Regions from separate parts of the Homo sapiens genome. Here region 2 is linked to region 1. Evidence: chromatin loops called from intact Hi-C (ENCODE). Cell type or tissue: endothelial cell of umbilical vein. All regions are shown on one strand. Each heading gives the region's core, and the rest is flanking DNA. Links, peaks and the distances in the headings are about the cores only. Region 1 overlaps ZNF831 (zinc finger protein 831). Region 2 overlaps APCDD1L (APC down-regulated 1 like).

The links. Hi-C counts contacts between places; a loop is a spot of excess contacts. Peaks named below come from ENCODE experiments on the same cell type or tissue, not always from the same donor. Only the 100,000 strongest peaks of a DNase experiment are listed, where the experiment ranks them.
Region 2: it touches region 1 in a loop (15-fold over the local background); 2 of 110 quality-filtered maps call a loop at or near these places.

The regions. Positions count from the first base shown.
Region 1 is chr20:59,216,352-59,227,129 of GRCh38, forward strand. The region is part of intron 4 of ZNF831 (zinc finger protein 831); the gene reads left to right. Among named protein-coding and RNA genes, the nearest start is that of ZNF831, 58 kb to the left of the region's middle. RefSeq lists a silencer at 6,241-6,310. In endothelial cell of umbilical vein, for the core only: a CTCF peak has its summit at 6,346 (motif pointing left); a DNase peak (open chromatin) is centred at 6,310; H3K4me3 peaks cover 696 bases; H3K27me3 peaks cover 1,227 bases.
Region 2 is chr20:58,476,768-58,487,545 of GRCh38, forward strand. All of the region lies in intron 1 of APCDD1L (APC down-regulated 1 like), which reads right to left. Among named protein-coding and RNA genes, the nearest start is that of APCDD1L-DT, 33 kb to the right of the region's middle. In endothelial cell of umbilical vein, for the core only: a CTCF peak has its summit at 4,907 (motif pointing right); a DNase peak (open chromatin) is centred at 5,024.

The DNA.
Region 1 (10,778 bases), core at 5,183-7,682:
GCTTCACTGGGCTAGGGTGAGAGGCACTTGCCAAGAGTTTCGGAGGCAGCCTGAATCCCTGCATTTCTTATTGATTGATTGACTGAGATGGAGTTTCACTCTGTCGCCCAGGCTGGAGTGCAGTGGCGTGATCTCGGCTCACTGCAACCTCTGGCTCCCGGAAACCCTGCATTTCTAAGATTCTGGGACACTGATTGGGAGCCCATGGTGGGCATGCTGCCTGTGCCAGGAGGAAGTGGTACACACATGATAGAGAGATGGCCAGTGTGCCAGGGTGAGTGGGGGACAGGCACATGTGCAGTGGGGGCTCACAGGATGGAATGCGTGATAGACAGATGGCTAGTGTGCCAGGTGCATGGGGGACGGGCGCAGGTACAGTGGAGGCTCACAGGACAGGGCATCACCTGCAGGACTTCTCAGGCCTCAGTCGGGGCCTGAAATTTTTTTCCTGAGAACAACAGGATTATGCAGATAATCCCATTTAGGTTTTCTAAAGATCACTCTAGACACAGAGTGGAGCAAGAATTGGGGTAAATAGAGTGGGTATGAGGTGACTGATTAGAAGACCACTGACAGGTGGGGCACTTTTGTTCTTAAAAAAAAAAAACTTGGCAAAAGTGATGCTCCACCTAGAGGGGCAAAAAAGTTAATTATTAGTTTTTAATTACACGTGTAATCATGAATAATACTTAACACATAAAAATGCAATAGATAAGGCTGATGTTCAGTTTCACCACTACCCCATCCCAATACCATCCTCAGGTAAAATGACAGTTTGGAGTCTGGAGTACATCTGACAGATCTTCATCTCTGTGTGTGTGTGTGTGTGTGTGTGTGTGTGTGTAACACAGCAGCAGCACACTGCACATCTCATTGCACAACTTGCTCTTTTTACTCAAAAATGTTTTGTGGTTCCACACTGTGAAAACATGTAGCTCTGTCTCAACTTCCTGAGCAGGGACAGAGTCCCTCTGGGTGGGAATACTCTTATTTATGAAGCCATTCTCCTATTAACGAAGAGTTTGGTCATCACCAGTGTTTCACACTTGCATCATGCTCCTTGGACACACTGTTTATATCTCCTTAGCCCAGGCAGGGTTTGCTCTAGGGAATAACCAAGAAGAGAAATTGCTGGGTCTTTGAGTGTTGTGTTGCACATTTTTAATAGCCATTTTCAAATTGCTTCCCAGTTTATACCCCTACCAGTAGCATATTAAATACCTCTCTTTTCCTCCAGTTTATAAAACTTTTTCTTCTTTTCCCCTTGGATGAGTAAAAGATGCTACCTTCTATGCCTGTGGATGGGAGGGCCTTTCCAGCCCTCCTTGATTCTCACTAGGGGTCTGTTATCCATTCTGTCCGTGGAAGGCTGGCATTCTCTAGTAGAAAAAAAGAACATGGAGGGACGATAAGACTCGTTTATTTATTTATTTATTTTTTTAAATCACAGAGAAGTAAGTTTCTCTTGACCAGATGTTATGTCCACTGGGCACAATTTGATATTCTCACCAAATATTAATAGATGTGTTCCTCAGCAGAGGCACGATGGATCAGCCTGCTCTGGGGGGACTCTGTCACTGCAAAGGACATCAAGGCCTTCCTCTGTGCCCAGCCAATTCATTAGACCCAGTTAGCAATTTGCAAAAGAGATGAGTTGATCTGCAGGCTGCCAAGCCCCAGTGTTACTCAGCTACCTCCCAGAAAGCTCAGAGAAGCCCTGGCCTCCCAGGAGCCTGAGAGAGCAAATAGTAATATGTGAGGCTTTAGGCAGAGGCTGAGCAGAGTCATCATTCCTCATTATAAACAGAAGCCAGAGAGATGAATTTCTCAGCCCTTCCTGGGTTAGGGTGGGATTTGGGGCCATAGTCCAGACTCCCGGGATAAAATGAGAAGGCTCACAAAGCTGGGGCTCCCAATATGAGAGCAGTGTTTCTTTTTTCAAGCTTTTATTATTCCCAAACAGATTCCCTGGTTATCTTATTTTGAAATGTTGCTACTGGAGGCAGAACTTTAAACTCTGCATGCCTGTATTAGGAGGGACTCTTTGAGGTGTGAGGAAAAGAGGCTTGATTCAAATTGGCTTAGACAAACAAACAGAACCCAATTCATTATCTCACAGAACAGAGAGAATTGCTTCAAGCTCAGCTGGGTTCAGAGGCTCTGCAGGTGGGTGTGTTCGTCTCTCTCCATCTCTGGGCAGCTCTGGTCCTGCCCAGCTGTTCCATGCTTGTGTTAGCGTGACTGTTTTTTTTTTTTATATATATAACTGAGTCCCTAAACTCAATCTAACTGGCCTGGTTTGGTCATGTGGCTGTCCTTGACCCTGTCACTGGGGATGTTGAGCGGCCAGGTATGGGTCCTGCACCTGTCCATGTACTGAGGGTTGGGTTGGGGCCATCTTTTTGCTACAGCCATTAAGAGGAGGCCAAGGAGGGCAGATCACCTGTGGTCACGAGTTCAAGACCAGCCTGGGCAACATGGTGAAACCCCCTCTCTACTAAAAATATAAAAATTAGCCGGGTGTAGTGGCATGCACCTGTAGTCCCAGCTACTTGGGAGGCTGAGGTAAGAAAATTGCTTGAACCCAGGAGGTGGAGGTTGCAGTGAGCCAAGATCGCGCTACTACACTCCAGCCTAGGTGACAGAGTGAGACTCTGTCTCAAAATAAAAAATACAAAATAAAAAGAGTAAATGAGAGATGGTTCCCCCTAAAGAAGTGGGGGTCAGGCAAGTAATCACAGCAGATGTCCCCTCTTCCTCCATGCAGACATGGGGAAACCATCTTACTCATGGCTTAATGCAATTAGGTATGCATTTGTGAGCCACTGAGTGTCTTTTGAAGCCCCATGAGAGGAGAGGAACAGAAGATGGCTTGAGCCCTCACCTCAAGGAGGTTAGGAACCGGTTGGTGGACCAAGACACCTTTGTGAGACAGATGAGAGTCACGTGGCCTGAGGGTCCCAGGTAATTACTGGGGCCTGTTCTGTGCCAGGCAATGTGTGGGAGCAGGAAGAGAGGCAAACAAGAACATGACATGGCCCTTGTCCTTAGGGAGAGCCCAGTGTGGCAAGGGGAGCCGGCACAGACTGGTAAACAAGTCATTACAAATGCAGTGCGGTGAGCTCGCTGATATGATTAAGCTTCCAAATGAGGGATCCTGACAAGGCCTGCTGGAGCGGAGAGGGGAGAGTGTGCTAGCATAAACAGGAGCATAGCAGGGGGTGGGGCATGCTTCCGACGCTCACCCCAAAGGCTTCTCCATTCGGCCCCCCACTGCAGAAAGGAATGTCAGCAGGGCATGTGGGAGAACCGAAGGCCGTCACTCTTTATCATGCCTTCTTTCATCCCTCGATCATAAAGAATTTTTGCCATATACTCTAAACTGCTGGGAATGGAGCACTTAACTACTATGTACTTATTTATCTAAAATGCTAAGTGTTTCCCTTAGCAATCACTAATAGATTCCTGTAGAAACGGAGTGCCATGATTAGAATTCTGATGTCTGTGCCGACAGAAGGTGGGAAGGCAACAATAGGTAGTGCACTAATGATGGGTTCAGTGGGCAGGTGGGTGGGTAGGACGATATAGTCATTGAAGGAGAAGGTTGAAATATGGGCATTTTAAAGATAAATATGTGTTTATGTTAAAAGTTGAGAGAGAGAAAAGAGGAGAGGGAGGGAGAGAAACTCTCATACCTTCAATCCCACACCTGAAATGGGGACGGTTCTGCTTTTGAAAGACTTTCTGAAAACCGTTCTCATATTTGAGTTGGAAGACCCCCTTCTCAGCAGAGGGCCACAAATGAATCCTGAGTTTTGTTCTGGAATTTTCCTATGCAACGTGCTGGAACCAGTAGCCAAATAGAATCAGTGGATGAGGCAGGAAGAAAAATGAGGATCTCAGGGATGGAACTCAACAGGCTACAAATGGGACACAAAAGGCAAGACTCACTCTCAACAAAATCACGGAGGCACCAGGTGCGCCTTGCGGGGTCTGTTTCCCCGACACCCACCTGCTGCCTGGTCTTCACAAGGGGCCAGGCCCTTTTGGTTTGGAGGCAGATGAGCCTGTAGGATTAATTCTAACTAAGGTGTGAGTGGAACCTAGGGGAGAAGTAACTTTAGGGGCTACAGAGAGAAACCTTCAGTGACACTGACTCATAATGGGAAGGTGATTCTCCTCTCAACTCCCTCTCCAGCCTCTTGATCATGCCATGGAGAAAGTCTTGTTTTGATTCCATCTTTAACACTTGCCTAAACCCCTTCCTAACCTCCCTTTTAATCAGAGAGAAAGAGGTTAGGTCTCAACATCTAGCTAGAATTTGAGAACACAATTCTGTTTTTATTGTTTTTTTTAAAGAAGAATCTGCTCCTTCTGATGCCAGACACTCCAAAGTCTCCTCAACCACCTTACTCCATTAACCTTGGAAAGCCTAACGTTTCCCTTTCTCTCTCAGCCTCCTTTGAGGCCAAGGCTGGTACAGGATAAATAATTTTGCTTTCTGGATTTAGAGGAATTGGTTTGAGTCTTGACTTTTACTAGTTCTTTGGGCAAAATTTGTTCCTTCTCATTGTCTCAGGTCCTCATCTGTAGAATGGGGCTGGAGTTTCTGAGTCCATAATTCATTTAATCTGGTGCCCAAGAACCCCATGAAGCCTGTCCAGGAATACCTGACTCATTTGCCCTTGAGATTGAGGAGAGGCTCAAGTTACATGAGACAGTGACTGTGAAAGTGCTGTGTGAACTACAAAGGACTTTACAGTGTGTGGTTATCATGGCTGGGAGGTGGCAGGGGTGAGCATACACTGAATTTTCCCCCCAGGTCTGGACAAGACGTCTTCAAGCCAAAGGAGGGAGGCAGTGAATGGTGCAGGTCCATACTTTCCCCAGCAGGGAGCTCGTAGGGATTCGGGAGTACATTCTGGGCCCTTGAGTTTGTGCTACATGCATGCCTATGGTGCTCTTCCTGCCGGGGTGAGACTTGCCCTCCAGGTTGAGAAAATGACGAAACTGGAATAATCCTCCAAGCTCCAACTCGTCCCAGAGGCCTCCCTGGCAATACTGTGCTCTTGTAGGGACCCCATCGTCCTCTAGGTAAATAGTTCACACTGGCCCTCACCCCACTGCTGGCTGCTGGCAGGGAGCATGGGGAATCTGCTCCAAAAACAACCATTGCTTCCTGCAGTAGCATTTTGAGAGTTTCCTCCAAATGTTTTTCCTCATCTAATTTTCAGTATGGCCCCGTGGGGTCAGGAGGTGATGTGTGGCCAGCCCTGTCCTAATTAGGAGTCTTGCCCAAGTTCATACGTTGAGGAAAAGAAATGCAAGCTCAGTTCCAAGGTTTTTCCCTTGCTAAAACTCTTAAAATTTTGGCTTGCTTATTTCCTTAACTTCCAAAGGACATGAACAAGTGATTTTTGTACCACCCTCCACATAGACATTAGCGATCATTTTCAGTCATTTTCAGCTTTCCGGTTTTGCTAGGAGGCACCTGGCGTGCCGGGAACGGACAAAAGCCATTTTTCTAAGTACTAGCGTTTGAAATTATTAAGTGTTCGTTAAGCACCCCCGGGTGCAAAGCACTCTCAGAGATGTTTATTTCTCAATTTTCCATAATTTCCTTATTTTTTTTCCCCTACCTAAAGGCAGATTGAAAAATGAACTCAGTGCATTGGAGTCTGAATCATAGTTAATGTGCGACGCCCCCTCCCTTAACTGCGCTGTTTTCTTTCTGCCTCCTCCTGTCTCCCAGCTTATCAATCTGATAAAGTTCTTTTTAACCCCTACTCAGGGGCTGTAACTTTTGCTTTATTCCCACGGGCATGGCAGGAAGCGATCAACGCAGAGCCCCGAACCCCACTCGCCCCACGGGCTGGGCTGAGCTGGGCTGGGGGTCGAGCTCAGCGAAGCCTCGGGAAGGCTGCAGGGTGCCCGGGCGGGCGGCGGGGTGGGTGCGGACCCCTGGCTGGGCGCTCCCGAGACCCCCCTACCCTGGTGGGTGGGCGCCCGGGGGCCTGGAGAGCCGCCTAGCCACGTGGATGCTTCTGGAAGAACACAAAGCCCGGGCCCCCTCCGCCCCCGCCGGCGCCAAGCCTCAATCTTGCAGGAGCAGAGAAGAAAGGCTCTGTTTTTCTCTCTCTCTTTTTTTTTTTTTGTGTGACAACAACCTCACATAACCTCAAAAGTTACCCATGAATTTACCAAAACTTTTTATGAAACTATTTTAACCTCTGGTGGGGGTTAAAAAACAAGCCTTGTGAATTTATTACCCGGAAGAAAGCGCAGAGGGCTGGGATTTACAGCAAAGCCGCCTTCCAAGCTCCGCGGGGGCCCCCTAGCGCCCATCGCGGGCACCGCCGAAGCCCGGCTCCCTCCTCGCTCCGCGGCGCAGCACGGCCTGGAGTCCGGTCTGGGAGGGAGGCGGGCGGACCCCAGACTCGTGCAATCAGGGGCACCTGCTCTGAACACCAGGGACCTGGCGGTACAAATTTATTTTATGTTCGTAGGGGTTTCCGTGGTAGAACCAAGGGAGCAGGCTGAAGCCGAAGGAAGGGAGAGCAGGGTTTTGATCCTAGTTCCTTGGCTTCTGCAAATCGGCTGGGACCCCCCGCTGAGCAAGCGACTGTCGTCACGGCCCCCGCACCAGACGACCCCAGCCTGTGGATGATGTTTCACTGCCCTCACATAAACGCCACCCAGAAATGCAAGAGTAAGAATGTTCACGAAGAGGGGAGGCAGGAGCCCCAGCTGATAACAGGAGGAGGCAGGAAGGGGGCCTTGGAGGAGGTCAGAGGGGGGACATTATTTCAGTTTCCCAGGACCAGGGTGAGAGATGGGGGTGAAAGAAGAAAAAGGACAAAACGAGGTGCCGAAGGCTCTATTGGGTGCTCTCTGTCCGCAGGGATGTAAAGCAGAATCCAGGATTCTGCCGCAAAATGCAGGCTCCCAATCGCTGCACGGTGACCAGGACTCCCGGACCCTTCGCTTGCCAAGTGTGTGCGATGGTTCCTTCCTCTCCAGCTTGCAGACACACTGGTTCTCTTTCAGAACTAGCCATGTTTTTTAAAAGCACATGGAAAAATGTTAATAAGCAAACGTTTTAACAGAGAGATGCAGGAGGAACGAGCCGGCAGCAGCCTCCCAGCAGAGGCAGCGGTGCTCCAGCGGCTACGGGAACGGGCCTCGGAGGAAAGCACTCGGGCTCGCTGCCGAGTTTCACCACCTGTAGTCATGTCATCCTAGGGACGTGTCTCAGCTCTTCTGTGCCTCGGTTTCCCCATCTGTAAAATGGGGGTGATAGTAACACTACACAAAATATATCTAGAATTTGAAAGAGTGCTTTGAATCATATAACCTTGGCTGTTGTGTGGTGAGGCCAGCTGGCTGGTATTCATCTAGCTCTACGGGGAAGGCAGAACCCAGATTTCACGTTAAATAAAATCTCTCAATTTTTACAGGGTGCTAATTTAAACACACATACACGCACGGACGTGCACTTGCACACATACCCCATCTGGGCCCAAATACAGTCAGCTAGTTTGAGACCTTTACTTCAAAGGCTGCCAGGAGGCCACGGGACAGGAGGGAGGAAGGAAGGAGTCATCTCTCCCTGTCATCCACCACCCCCACATCCAGGCCACTGGAGCCAAACACTGAAACCGGTGTGGCCAGCGCTCTTTTGGGGGTGGATGGATTACGGGGAAACACGTCCTTCTTTTCCGTTCCCCCTGGGAGAATATAGCAGGGCACCCACTTTGAGTACCCTCGCACCAGGAGGCCTTCAGAAGCCACCTTGGAAATGTGATGGTGCGTGGCGGGTGGGGGGACTTCCTCTTGTTCCTGGAGACCTGCTTCCCCTCCCAACAAGTGCGTGCTCTGCACGCCCGGCTTCTCACCAGCCCAGGTACCTCGCCGCCTGGGTGCTTTGAGGTGCCCATGGGCTTCTCATCCGTGGTTTGGTAGCATCCTCTTCCAAGCTGACTTCTCATGTATTCCAGGAGGCCAACACTCTCCTGCACCCTAGGGCAGAAGAGCACTGGGTGGGGGGGCGCCTCTTCTGCCTCGTCCCATCCCAGCCTTCTTTTGTTCCCTCCTGATGGCTTACCCTGATGCCCTGATCATCTGATATACTCTAATTGCCCCATTGCCTTGACGAATCCGACTGTTCTTTGCACTTCATCCAGCCCTGCTAGCTTCACTCCTTCAAGCATCCATGCATTCAGTAGCTGTTTGCTGGGCAACTGCTAGGCATTAGACATTGTTTCTTGAGAGGCAAATCAGGCACATTCCTCTGACTTTCGATTGTTTCTTAAAATGTTGAGGTTTTACAGTTGAACAGAGAAGGTTTAATAGTCGTTCAATCTAATCGAGAAAGCAACAACAGGAATTACTTGCTACAGTGATTCCAAAAGGGCAGCCCAGAGAGAATACTGAGAACCAAAGACATGTATTCTCATTCATCTTTGTCCAAACAAATTAAATATGTTATTGATTTTTAAAAGTCCCTGCATGAATGGTTGAAAAGTAATTGGTTTTGTATGTTTTAATATGAAAACAATATTTTTAAAAATTGCTTCCTGGATTTGTAGGGTTTTTAAATTTTGTGATTTTTTTTTTTCCTTTTTCATTCTGTAGAGTAGAATACTGCATGCTTTTAACTGGTGGGGGAAAAGCTCTTTATTAGTCTTTTCATTAGTCTATATCTGTTGTGTTCCATTGTGTTTAATTTCAATTAATCTGGATTCATTTAAGTAATATTCCATTATAGGTTCAATGCATGTATATTTTTTTTAACTTAAGAAATGGGGAACATTTTTTGGTCAATTTTAAGTAACTCTGCATTAAAGCTAAGAAAACCCACTTAACGTGGTTTACTCTGGAAGTCTCCTTGAAGAAGAAGTTGTTCTTTTTTATTTTGTTAGGTTTTGTGTTTACCTTTCCCAATCTCGCCTTGGATTTTCCACGGCTGGTTTAGCAAGACTTGCTTTGGTCCTGACAGCTCAAGTCTTTCAGTGCTTCTGAGGACGCAGGGCATATTTCTTCTTTGCTTCCAGTTTCACTACTCAATAAATTTGTGGAGTCACCAAGCAGTCATCTGTGTAGTTTGATAAGGCAGAAAATGATGATTTCTCTATTATTTTGCTTAGAAGGATGAGAAACTAGATTAATCAACGTCTGTTGGAAATGCCTCTTTATAGAAAAGACTGGCTTCTTTCATCAGAGTCATGATCTGTGGCTCATATGCAGACACATTAGATGGTTTTCCAGGGGACAGGAGCAGACGATCAAACTCTGAATTTTAAGTCTGTCATTAGATGACGTGAGGTAAACTTTAGTCAACCTTTATTATGGTTAGGAGGGTGGTGGGGGCCAGCAGGCCTCCATGGAGTTCACCCATCTCATTCTCTGGGGCATCAGGGAAATCGTGCAATGTCTGTAAGAGTTAGGAGAATGGTGTGGGTTACCATTCTTGGTAGAAAGAGACTAAAACCCAGCTCAAAAAGGTTTAAGCACAAAAGGGAATTTGTTTGCTCATGTGATGAAAGAGCCCAGGGTAGCTCCAGCTGGATCCAGGGATGTAAACAATGTGACCAGGTCTCTGTTGATCCCTCTTCAAATCAGAGTAGACGTTCCTTTGGGTTGCCTTCATCCCTAGGCACATGGTGGCCTCATGGCCCTGGCTTATATTATACCTACTTTCTGTTCAAAATCCCATCATCAGTGTGGGTCTTATGCCTGGCCCCGAACCTTCTACTTGGCCAGGTGGGTGGAATATGCTCACTCCAAGAGATGAAAAGGAGTGGTCATAAGTCACCCAGCTTATATTGAGGAGGGATGTTCTCTAAAGGAGAACTGAGGTGGGGCATGGCTGCTGAACACACAGCACAGATGTCGATCACAACCTGACCTGCTTCCTAATGGGTAGAGGTGCTCAGTGAGTTGCTTGGCCAGCAAGCTGCCTTCTCCATGTTTTGTGCTACAAGTGATGTTGGTAGTGGATGCTGTTGGTGTCCTGTCTAGAACCCCTCTCCACCAGGCCAGGCCTCCACCCATTCCCATCTTTTTCTTACCCCTCCCTGCTTCCCTTATTCCCTCCACATTTTTCTTGAGAGTACCCCTTTAATAAAGCACTTTCACAAGAGCCCAAGTTATATGTAAATCATGAAATGCAGCTCTTTCTCGTTCATGCCCGATATAAGGCTATCACCTATTTTCTCAACACAAAGACTGAAAATTTTGGGGCCAACCCGAAATATATAAAGATGTAGAAGAAAAAGGCAAATTTCTACTGTAGTTTATTAATCTAGTTGCCTCTGTCCCTTTAAATCATGTGTTACATAAAATCTTAGTTTGGGGACATTATGTTTTCTGCTCACATTTTGCAAAGCAATTCTAGCTGAACTTGTAGCATGCATCTTTGATAATGTCTTTGTCATCATCACCAGAGCCACTTGTTTGAGTCATCTAATGGAGTTTTCAGAGCGTAGCATTTCACTTTCATCCCAGCTCTTTGAGATTTAGTCCTTTTAGAATCCAAGTACAATGTCATAATAGAAATCTATCCATAGCCATAAGCACCCATTCACCTGACATTAGGACAGTCACTTTCATTTCTCCCGTAGGTGCCTATTTGCAATTTCCAGCAAATAAACATGTTCTCTTTTACTTTTTAAATCAGTCTTTAAGAGACTTGTTTACAATAGCATCCAGTGCTCGCTTATAATTGTATCCCAAATGCTCAAGAATAATGACTAAATTTGTGTTAAAGGTTCCCCTTC
Region 2 (10,778 bases), core at 3,594-6,093, 740 kb before region 1:
ATCATCCACCCCATCCCACCGTGCTTTTCCACTGTGAGTCCCTAGTGCTGAAAGGGCAAACCTTTGGCTGCCTTGAGGCTATTGCCTGTGCTGTTCCATCCTCTGCTCTGTGCTGGGCTCTCCATCTTCGCGGAGATCTCGGCATAAATGGCATTTCCTGGCAGTGCATCCTTTCCAGGCACCCCTCTTCTGTTCACTCCATTCTCTTCTCTCCTGTGCAGCACTCATCACATCTGGCATTTATTATCTGCTTTCTTACTTCGGTTTACTTTTTTGACTTTTCATTCTGAAATAATTTCAGACTTACAAAAATGTTGCAAAAGTGGTAGAAAGAGTTCTAGTGTATGCTTTGTCCAGTTTCTCTACAGGTTAACATCTTACGCAGACATTGTGCAATGATCAGAACCAGGACGTTAACATCAATACAGTGTTCTTAACGAGTCTACAGACCTAATTCAAGTTTCATCCATTGTCCCATTAATGTCCCCTTTCTGGTCCAGCATCCAGTCCAGGATCCTGCATTGTATTGAGCTGTCATGTCTCCTTCAATCTGAGACATATCTTCTCTTTTTGTCTTCTACGACTTTGACACTTTTGAAGAGTAGTGGCTCTTATTTTGTAGTGTCCTTAGTTTGGGATGGTCTGATGTTTCCTCGTGAGTAAATTCTGCTCATGCGTTTCTGGTAAGAATGTTGTGGAAGCGATGGTGTATCTTTCCCAGTGCATCATCTCAGGAGGCACACCATGGCAATCATGCCATTCCTGGTGATCTTGACTGTGATCACTTGCTTAAGGAGGCATCTACCATGTTTCTCCACTATTAAATTACTACTTTTCTCTCTGTGATTAATGATTACCTTATGGGGATATACTCAGAGATAACAGAAATATCTTGTACTTCATTATACATTCCCTCACTAATTTTAGCATCTATTGATAACTGTCAATGATTCTTGCCTACAATTATTATTGGTGGTGTTTTCCAAATGGTCATTCTCTAGTTCCATCACTCTTTCTGAGTTTATTTTTGTTTTTAGAGATGGGGTCTCACTATGTTGCCCAGGCTGGTCTTGAACTCCTGAGCTCAAGAGATCTGCCTGTCTCAGCCTCCCAAAGTGCTGGGATTTCAGGCATGAGCCACTATGCCCAGCTCTTTCTGAGTTGATTAACAGTAATTGTGCTGTAAAGATGTACTGTCCCTTCTCTCCCATTTATCTTTTTATTCAATTATTTATATTACTATGAACTCCTGAATATTTATTTTACTTTATCGGTTATAACACATTACTATCATTATTTATTTTGTTGCTCAAATTGTCCCTGATTTGGCCATTGGGAGCTCCTCCAGTTAATCTCCTGTGTCCTTCCTGTATGTCTTTGTCATTTTAGGGGGAGTACTTCCTCATTTCCTGGTGCCAGAAGATCTTCCAGGATCATTTTGTATTTTTTTCAGTCCCATCCCTGAAACTGGCCATTTCTCCAAGGAGCTCTGATTCCTTTTATTGGAAAATGGTGTTTAGAAACCAAGATCTGGGTGCTAGGTGTGCTCACTGCTAGTGGGCTGTCACTTTAGGCTTCTTAACTTTTTCTTTTCTCCTTCCTTCCTTCCTTCCTTCCCTCTGTCCTTTCTTCCTCCCTCCTTCCTTCCCTTTTCCCCTTCCCTTCCCTTCCCTCATTTCTCCCTTCCTCTGCCTGTGACTCCACGAGTCTGCCAGCCTCATGAGGGCTGGGTCCTCATCTCTCTTGCTCACTGCTGATTCTCTAGCACCTGGCACAGTGCCTCAGGGATGCCCAATACATATTTGTTGTGTTAAGTCATGGAAAGTGCTTAGGACAATGCCTTCATAGACTAAGTGCTCAGTAAATGCTATTTATAATGACTACTTTTCGCTGAATGAATGAATGGCTTGTGGTCCATAGCAGCACGTGTGTGACTTCCTTGTTGACCCTTCTCCCACCCCTCAGGATGTGGCCATTACAGTCAGGCTTGAAGCAGGAGAGGAGAAAGACAAGGTTTACAGCTGTTGGGATTGCCAAGAATCTGGCTGAGGGCAAAAGGGTGATCAGTCAGGGAGTTCCCAGCAGGCTGGGGGCCCAGGCTGATCCAAGCAGGTAGAGAGGAAAGAGAAGTAGGTGAAGGGAGATTGGTGTGTGAGCATCAGATCATGTCACAGGCTTAGATGGGTTGGATCTGGCCTAAGAAGCGAATGCCAGGTGCTTTGCTTTAAAGCCTCTTTTCACCCTTGGAACCTGCCCTAGTGAAACCAGGATCCTGACATGGTCCTGCACCCCCAAGGAAGCCTCCACTAGCTCCACAGTCACATAATGCAAGCCATAAATGTCAGCCCTGCATGTGATTTTACTGGTGCATGTTTTCTAGTAGCCATGTTAAAAAAGCTAAAAAGAGACAGGTAAAATCAATTTTAATGATATATTTTATCCGGCTCCAAGTACTATATATTTCAACATGTAACAAATACAACGATTAATGAGATATTTTATGTGCTTTTCCCCCCCATACCAAGTCTTCAGAACTTGGTGTATATTTTATACTTACAGCACAACTCAATTTAGACAGGTCACATTTCAGGTGCCCTGTGACTACATGGCCAGATTAGACAGCAGAGCTCTAGCTCAAGGATGGAGCATGCATGTCACATTTTGCTGTATCAGAGGTTTTCAAGTTGGCTTCTGAAGACCCTGGGGTTATTTTTGAAACAGATAGGGCAACCCAGTGGGTAGGATGTAGTCTTTGACCCAGCTTTAGCCCAAACAGTCCCTATCTGTTGCTCTGTTTTATATACTGAGGTTTGGATTAAGATTTGCTTTTTTTTTTTTTTTTTTTCTTAAAATATCTGAAACCCTCTAGTTTATTTCAAAACCGTCAGCTTGAGGTAATTCACCTAGAAAGTTTGGACTTGGAGGAAGCTTACACATATTTTAAATAAAAATTTCAGCAATGGCTCCCTACCCAAAAAATAACCTCTCTTGATTAGAGGAGGCTGCCTTTTACAAATGGAGGAGATATGCTGGCTGCGATGGTGGCCCTGGCTGCGTGGCCATTAAGCTTCAGAGACCGGCTGTGGAAATGGAGCCATTCCAGCACTGCTGCAGCCAAAGATGTACTTTCCAATGAAGTCACTGCACAAAAGGCATGCAGGGTTTGCACCAGAACACCCCCAGAAGGCTGCAGATTGGATGCTATGACTGGATGCTGCATCAACAAACACAGAAATATGAAGACACACTTTGCATTCTAAGAAGCCCACCTCCAACCTCTGGTGTGAATGGCTGGTCCTCAGATACCTCACATGTCTCTCATTTGGCTATAATGGAATCTCCTCATCCACCTAATCCGAGAATCTTCGTGTTCAGGGCTGGCAGGCAAGTTGGGGAATGGGTTGGACTTTGCTACCTTGGGAAACACAGAAATTATATGCTCTAAACAAAGCACCCTCCACCCGCCGCAGCCTTCAGCATCCCAGCCCTGTGGAATGTGCCCTCCTCTGCTCAGTGCACTCAGAGAGTTGAAGGCTGCCCGAGAAAGTCAGTCAAGGGGTACCTGGCAGAGCAGGTCTGAGGATGTGAGAAGCAGAAGGGCCTTTGGATTAAGAAGCTGCGGGTTGACAGGTGATCAAAGGGACAGGGTTTGGTTAGCTACTGGCCCCCCAGTTCTCCATGAAAAGTCTCAGGTCAGTCTGGACCACGGGATGGAGGACAAAGGTGGGCCTTGCTTGGTACCACCTGGAGAAGGTGACTGCTTCATGTTTGTGTGACATGTGCTTAAGCCACAATGGAAAACGCTGCGTATGAGGAAGCGGCTGGCCACTGAGGATAACTCCCCGAGGCCTCTGCTTAGCCACTCCTGCTGAGGGAAAGGAAGTGCACAGTTCACAGAATGGGAAAGGAATGGGGGCCTGGGGAGACGAGTTCTGGCCCACCAAGCCTGGCTCATAAGCTAGGTTTTTCTGTTTGTTTGTTTAGGAATGTTCCAGAACGAAAACTGTGCACATGAAAACTCTCCCTTGGCCTCATGATAATGCTAATTATTCTTGCTCTGGCTGGAGCTCCCACCCAGTTGGAAACTGGAACATCCCAGCCACAGGCCAGCTGCTTCCAAAGAGCCAAGGAAGCAGGGTGACAGATGGAAGCGTTTCCCTTTTCACCCAGATGTTCCGGTGTTTTGGAGACAAGGCCTCGTTAACTTGACTTTAGCACCTGCGTTCCCAGCTTGCACGTTGGTCTGTAGACATTATTTATACCAAACTTGGCCAATGCTGTCCACTGATGCCAACATCCCACCTGGTGCTTGGAGGAGCCGGTGAGGGGATGATGACAGCTTGTAGCATCACTGCGTAGAAGGGGTTCTGAATGTGCCCAGATCTCACTGAATGTCCTGTTGCCTGCCCTAAGCGGTGTAGTTAGGAGTCAGTGTTTTCCAAACAGAATGTGTATCTGGGAGTCTCCCGTTGGACTGAACTTTTATTAGCTCTCTTGGCAGAAGGCTGAAGCTTTTATTGTTCTATAGAACAGGACTTCGGCAAGATAATCACAAGGTTTTGACACATTCAATAAGAACGAAGGTGTTCGTATACATCATGGCGAAGACCCCTCAGAACCCAGAAAGGGTGCCTGAGAGGGACTCCTGGGATGCCCCCTTGAGCGGCTGAACTCTTCATGGCCTTGGCAACTGGTTCTCCACCAGATCTTCCCCAGAGGGGCCAAGAATCTTGTCGGGCCGCAGAAATATTTAGGTTTTGAGGAGAGAGGGATGGAGGATGGTGGTTTCCATTGAGTACCCTTGGATCTGAGACCTGCCCAAAGATGTCGGGGGTGACTGGGAGGAACCCCAGCGTCGGGGGAGGCACACCACTCACCGAGCTGTTCTTGGGAGCTTCCACAAGGGGGCCCTCTTGAGCTTTGGTTGGGGCGATTGGGAGCCAGTGGCGAACCCTCACCCCGCCGGCTCCAGCTTCGGCCTCCAGCTGAGGGTCACCCAGCCTCCCTCGTTCCACCCAGTCCTTGCGGAAGAAGGAGCCCACCAAGGCCAGCTCTGGTGCCCAAACTTTCTTCCACGTGGGAGATCTTCCTTTCCACTCGCGCAGAGAACGTATTTAGAGACTGAAGGCAAAGGGTGAAGGGTCACCAAGCCTCGCCTCTTTCAGAGAAGTTTGCAACAACACAACAAAAGCTCCAGTTGGAACCACATAAAAGGGCATGTGGGAAGCTTCATAAACAATGAAACAAGACATCTCGGCTCCATGGGCCTCTCCCCAAAGACACATATACGGGGGCCTTTGGGTCAGCTGCGACGGGAAGCACTGAGATTTTAAATGCAAGAAAATTATTACAATTTAACAAATCAATTTTTCTTACATTGTATTGAGATTAAGTTCGTGGTCTCTTTCATACATTCAAAATAAGATATTTCCCTAGAGTGCAATTTTGTGGGAAAACCTACATCATGTTTCGGAAAACCCATTTTGCTAGGAGTTACCAGATTTTAAGATAGATGGTAATATTTAATTATTGCACTATTTTACCGTGTAGAAAATTAATGTGCTTTCGGAGTTTCAGGAGAAAGACCGGCTATAAGTCTGAACCCTATTTTTAAATTACCATATAAATAGAATCCCAAAGACGCAAATATTGGCTTAAGTGTTGCAGACAAGGTACAGGAAAATGTGTTGGCTTCCTAAATGTTAAATAAACAGGCTTGTAATTCTCACCTTCCCTCATGACCCTGGCCCAGCTGGGTTCTTACCCTCGGAAGAGCGCACGTAGCTCAGGAAGGGGACAAAGCGGTGCTAATTGGATGACCACAGCGGGTGAGTCATCAGAGTATCATGGTTACCACCACGATAACAAGATGCACGTTTTTGGTAAAGCTCTGGAGTCTTCGAAGCCCACATTCATGGATCTGCTCGACCCTTATCACAAACCTTCCAGATAGGGGTGATGACTGCCTCCATCTTACAGACCCCAAAACGGAGGCTCAGAAGGGAAAGCCTGACAGTATCTTGCTTCTGTCACACAACCCACAGGTGGAGAGGCCCAAATTCAAAACCGGGTCCGGTAACTGTAAACCCCTAGCCTCCTTCCATCTGCACTTACAGCCCCTGATCTTGGCTCGACATTTATTGAGCACCTACTGTGTGCTTGGCCATGGGGTTGCAGAGCAGAGAGGCATCTACAAGGGCTCAGGGTCTGACATTCCAAGCCAATTATTCTGCCCAGTACTGGTCCAGTTTACCAAAGGGAACTGAAAGAGAAGAGGGGCCTCCAGAGGGGCCCCACTGCCTATGTGTGCCTTGAGGTCTTGCAGGACAAGAAGCTGCTTGACAGATGGAGAGAGCTGTAATGGGCACTCCAGGCAGGAGCTGTAAAGGTAGCAGGGAGGTGTGAACTAGCAGAGAGAGATGGAGGAGGATGTAATTAGTCCATGTGTGATGGTGGCGCCGTGGGGAGGGTTGTCATGGGGAGAGCTAGAGAAGCACAGAGCGGCTGGTGCGGAGGGAGGCCTTGCTGCTGCTTCTTGGGGCTGGAATGTTCTCCAGGAGGTGGGCAGGGAGCTTGCAGGGGGTGAGATCAGGTGTATGCTTTGAAAAGCAGTGTTTTCTACGCTGGCTGTGCCTCCTGGGTGGCACTGCCCACCATTCCAGGGGTCCATGGTGGACATTTTACACTGGATTAATTTCATGTCTATTTTGACTCAATTCAATAACTGACACGTCAATCCTGGGTTGCTGTTAGGATGAGGCTAAGGCACAGAGGGATAGATTATTTTAAAAAATAAGTTAAGTGAGAATGAGCTAGTTGATGTGGAGAGAAATGTTGACTCAGTTACAGAACAGTAATAATCAGATGTGGCCAAATGGCCGGAATGGCACCTGGTGACAGGTGGTTGGAGGCCCAGGCTCTACGGCCCCCGCTGGCTTGTGTTAAGGATGATGTCGTGCACATTTGAGGGCTGGGGAAGGAGGGACTTGAGAGGGCCTGTGGGTACCAATTCAATTCATGAGCGAGGAGGTGAGGCTGGGGCCAAAGATGGGGAGGCCACCTTGTAAGGTGAAGTGGGGTGCAGCTCCTCAGCCTGGAACATGGATGATAATGGGCTGGAGAAGCCGGCCTCTGGAGAGGCAGAGTCCCCAGGGAAGTGGCTCTAGGGAGAAGGCTGAGGCAGAGGCCAGGGGAGGGGGCACAGTCAGAATGGGGAGCAAGTTGTTTGATAAGTAGGGTTGCAGATAAAATGCAGGATGCCCAGTTAAATCTGATTTCCATACACACAACAAAAAACATTTTAGCATCTGTGTGTCCCTAATATTGCATGGATGAGTGTGGCAATTTGGGTATGGACAGAGAAGAGGGTCAAAACCAGGGAGATGTGTGAGATAGATTGTGCTTAATGGTTTAATTATTATTTTTATGTAAGTTCTTTTATGCCATACATAGGGCAAAAAAAGAATAAATCAGAAAATGAGAAAAGCACAAAGATGATTTAAAAGCGCGTCCACAGTCACCTAACCCAGAATGAACTGCCATTAACCTGCTGGTATACATTACCCTCCAGCTTCTAGAGTCTGGGGATGCCAAAAGGCACAGCACAGGGACTCTGGTCCCCTCTGAACTTCCATCTCTACAACAATGCCTGGCCCACGGTAGGCGGGCAATACATTTTTGGTGAATGAATAAATAAATCTTTCTAGGCTTTTTTTTTCTTATACATATATAACTGCATTTATCCAATTATCATTTTTATAAAATGGGGTCATCCTATACCTATTATTTGAAATCTATTGTTTTAACTTAATAATAGATTTAGCGATCTTTGTGGAAGGTTGATTTTGTTTTTTAAGACTGTGGGGACTAACACACATTCACACATTCACAGTCTGCCGCGGAGGAACTAGAGATGATGCAGGGGCAGAAGCAGGAGATGTAATAACTCAGGGAGGCCGGTGCCCTAATCAAGAAGAGTCCAATAAAAACAGGCTAAACTCTTCAAACAAAAGAAATATGTGGCTTGCAGTGGAATTTTCAAAATGTATTAAAAAAGGTGTAAAATGAAAACTGCAAGTCTCTTCCTACCCCGAAGCCTTGGTTGCTTCCTTCAAACAGAATCACTTTAACAGTTCCTTGTGCATCCTCCCAGAAAATGGTTTCATGCCGATCTCTGCTATTAAAGTTTTTTTTTTTTTATGAATGCAATCTTTCTATCCACATCGTTTTGCATTTTGCTTTTTACACTTAAATTGTCAGAGATAGTTTTCCATCTCAGACTTATCTCTTATGGAAAAGACAAAATAGTATTCCATTATTTAGATGAATCTTGATGTAGCTAAGCAAGCCTCTGTTAATGGTCATTTAGGTTGTGGTACACACACACACACACACACACACAATTATCAAAACAACAATACATTGGACATCCTTTTAAATATGTCTTGGTATAAATATTGTGGGTCTCCACTGGAGAAATTCTTAACAGAAAAATTGAATATGCATTAATATGTCAATAGATTTGGCCAAATTGTCCTCCAAAAATACTGTTTCAATTTATCTTCCATCGGTGATGTACAAGAGTGCCTGTGTCCTTAGATCTTGGGCCACACTGGATATTAGCAAATATAGAAAGCAAAGTTTTCATTTTTACAAGTCTAACATATGAATATTGGAAGGGAAATGACAAGTTAATGAAGGTTTGTGGTTAACCGCACATTTTTGTGCCTACAAATAAACAAGGGGTGCAAGTTAATCAGCATATACTCCATTAACTTGGATTCTTACCCTTCTGTTTATTTTCACTGCCATCACTCTGGCTCAAGTCACCATCATTTTTCAGATGAAAAGCTGACAGGGGCCTCTCGCTGTTTCCCTGGCACTCACTCTGGCCCCTGTAATTCATTCTCCACGGAGCAGCAAGCATGATCTTTAAAAAATGCAAATCAGCATTCTGCTTCTGCAATACAGCTTATCTGAATATTCTGAGGGCCTTCCCCACTGTGCCTAACTAGATTTGGTATAAATTATACTTTTTCATAAAGTAGGGAAGCCTCTGAGTTCTCTGGCTCCCAAAGTGAGCTTAAGGGGGGCCTGCCTGTAGAGCCCCTCCTGAGGACAGATGTCAATGTCTTCTTTGACTGTGGCATGAGATTGGGCAGACCAGGGCCTAGAGTGGTTCCAAGCTGCTGATGCCCCTGGCTCCTGGGAGAAGCAAATATAAATAATCCCTAGAAGAAAGCATTATTATTTTCAATTCTAAGATTTTTCACAGATCAAGATCAAATAAATATGAGTTCTCAAAGGTCACCCAATACACAAGTAAGCAATCCACTATGGAGTAAGAGTTGGCAGAAGCAAAAAATGAACATCTCATGAATATCAGATATTGGAATTATCTATCACAGAATATAGAATAATATACATGAAATGTTTAATAAAGTAAAACATGGAATTTAAAAATTGAGCAAACAGCATGAGCCTGTAAAAATGACCAAGTAGATCTGGAAAATGAACAAATAAAACTTTGAGAAACAAAAATAACGTTGTTGAAATAAGAACTTAGTGGCTGGTTCAGGGAGCAGATTAGACACTGTTGAAAAGGAGATTAGTGAAATGGAAAATAGGTGTAAAGAAATTACCCAAAATTTAGGGAAAAAAGAGAGGGGATGCAAACTAAGACAAAGAGGTTAAGAGACATAGGAGCTATCATGAGAAAGTCTAACTAATGTCTTCCATAAAGACAACAACAACAAAAAAGAAAGAGTAGAGGAGATGCAATTGGTGAAGAAAATGTCTAACAGTTTTCCAGAAGTGATAAAAGACACCAAACTACTGGAAGCACAGTGAATACCAAGTGGGATTAAGAAAAATCCAAAGAAATAAACACTTGACCCTGCAAAGCACCAAACAGAAAGTAGCCGCCAACCTAGATTTGTGTACCCATCAAAATACTCTTACAACAACAAGGGCAAAACAAAGACATTTTCAAATAAACAATACTGAAAGTATTTATCACTCTACACTCTATTAAATGACCTTCTAAACAAAGGAATTTACTAAGAAGGAAAATTTACTGGAGGGAAGGTTTTTTTTTTTTTTTTTTTTTTTTTGAGATGAAGTCTTGCTCTGTCACCCAGGCTGGAGTGCAGTGGCACAATCTTGGCTCACTGCAACCTCCGCCTCCCAGGTTCAAGCAATTCTCCTGCCTCAGCCTCCCAAGTAGCTGGGATTACAGGCACACACTACCACGCCTGGCTAATTTTTGTATTTTCAGTAGAGACGAGGTTTCACCATGTTGGCCAGGCTGGGAAGGTCTTAGTTTTAAGAAGAAATAACAAGCAAAGAATTGGAAAATGTAATTCTTTAAATAAAGAAATAAAATGATACCCTCTAATTTTGTGGGGTTAAGAAAAGAGGAAAAGGACAGAACAAAAATACTGGAAAACAGAAGTATGTAATTTGGAAGATAAATGATTAGGTTACTGTTCTAAATTTCTTGCATTAATCAGGAGAATAATTAAGATATTATAATTTCAAGAGTTAGCTGCTAAAATAATAGAAGCATTGTGTAACTTCCAAACCAGAAGAAAGAAAGATAAAGTAATAGGAGTAAGTATAAATAAACTAATTCCTTAAATATTAAAAAAAAAAAAACAAGAAAGGAGGAAAAGAGCATAAAAAGTATAGTTTGTGGGAAATAAAACATGGTTAAAAACAAATATGAAAAAATGTAAATGGATTTAATTACCAATCAACAGAGATTATCTAATTGGATT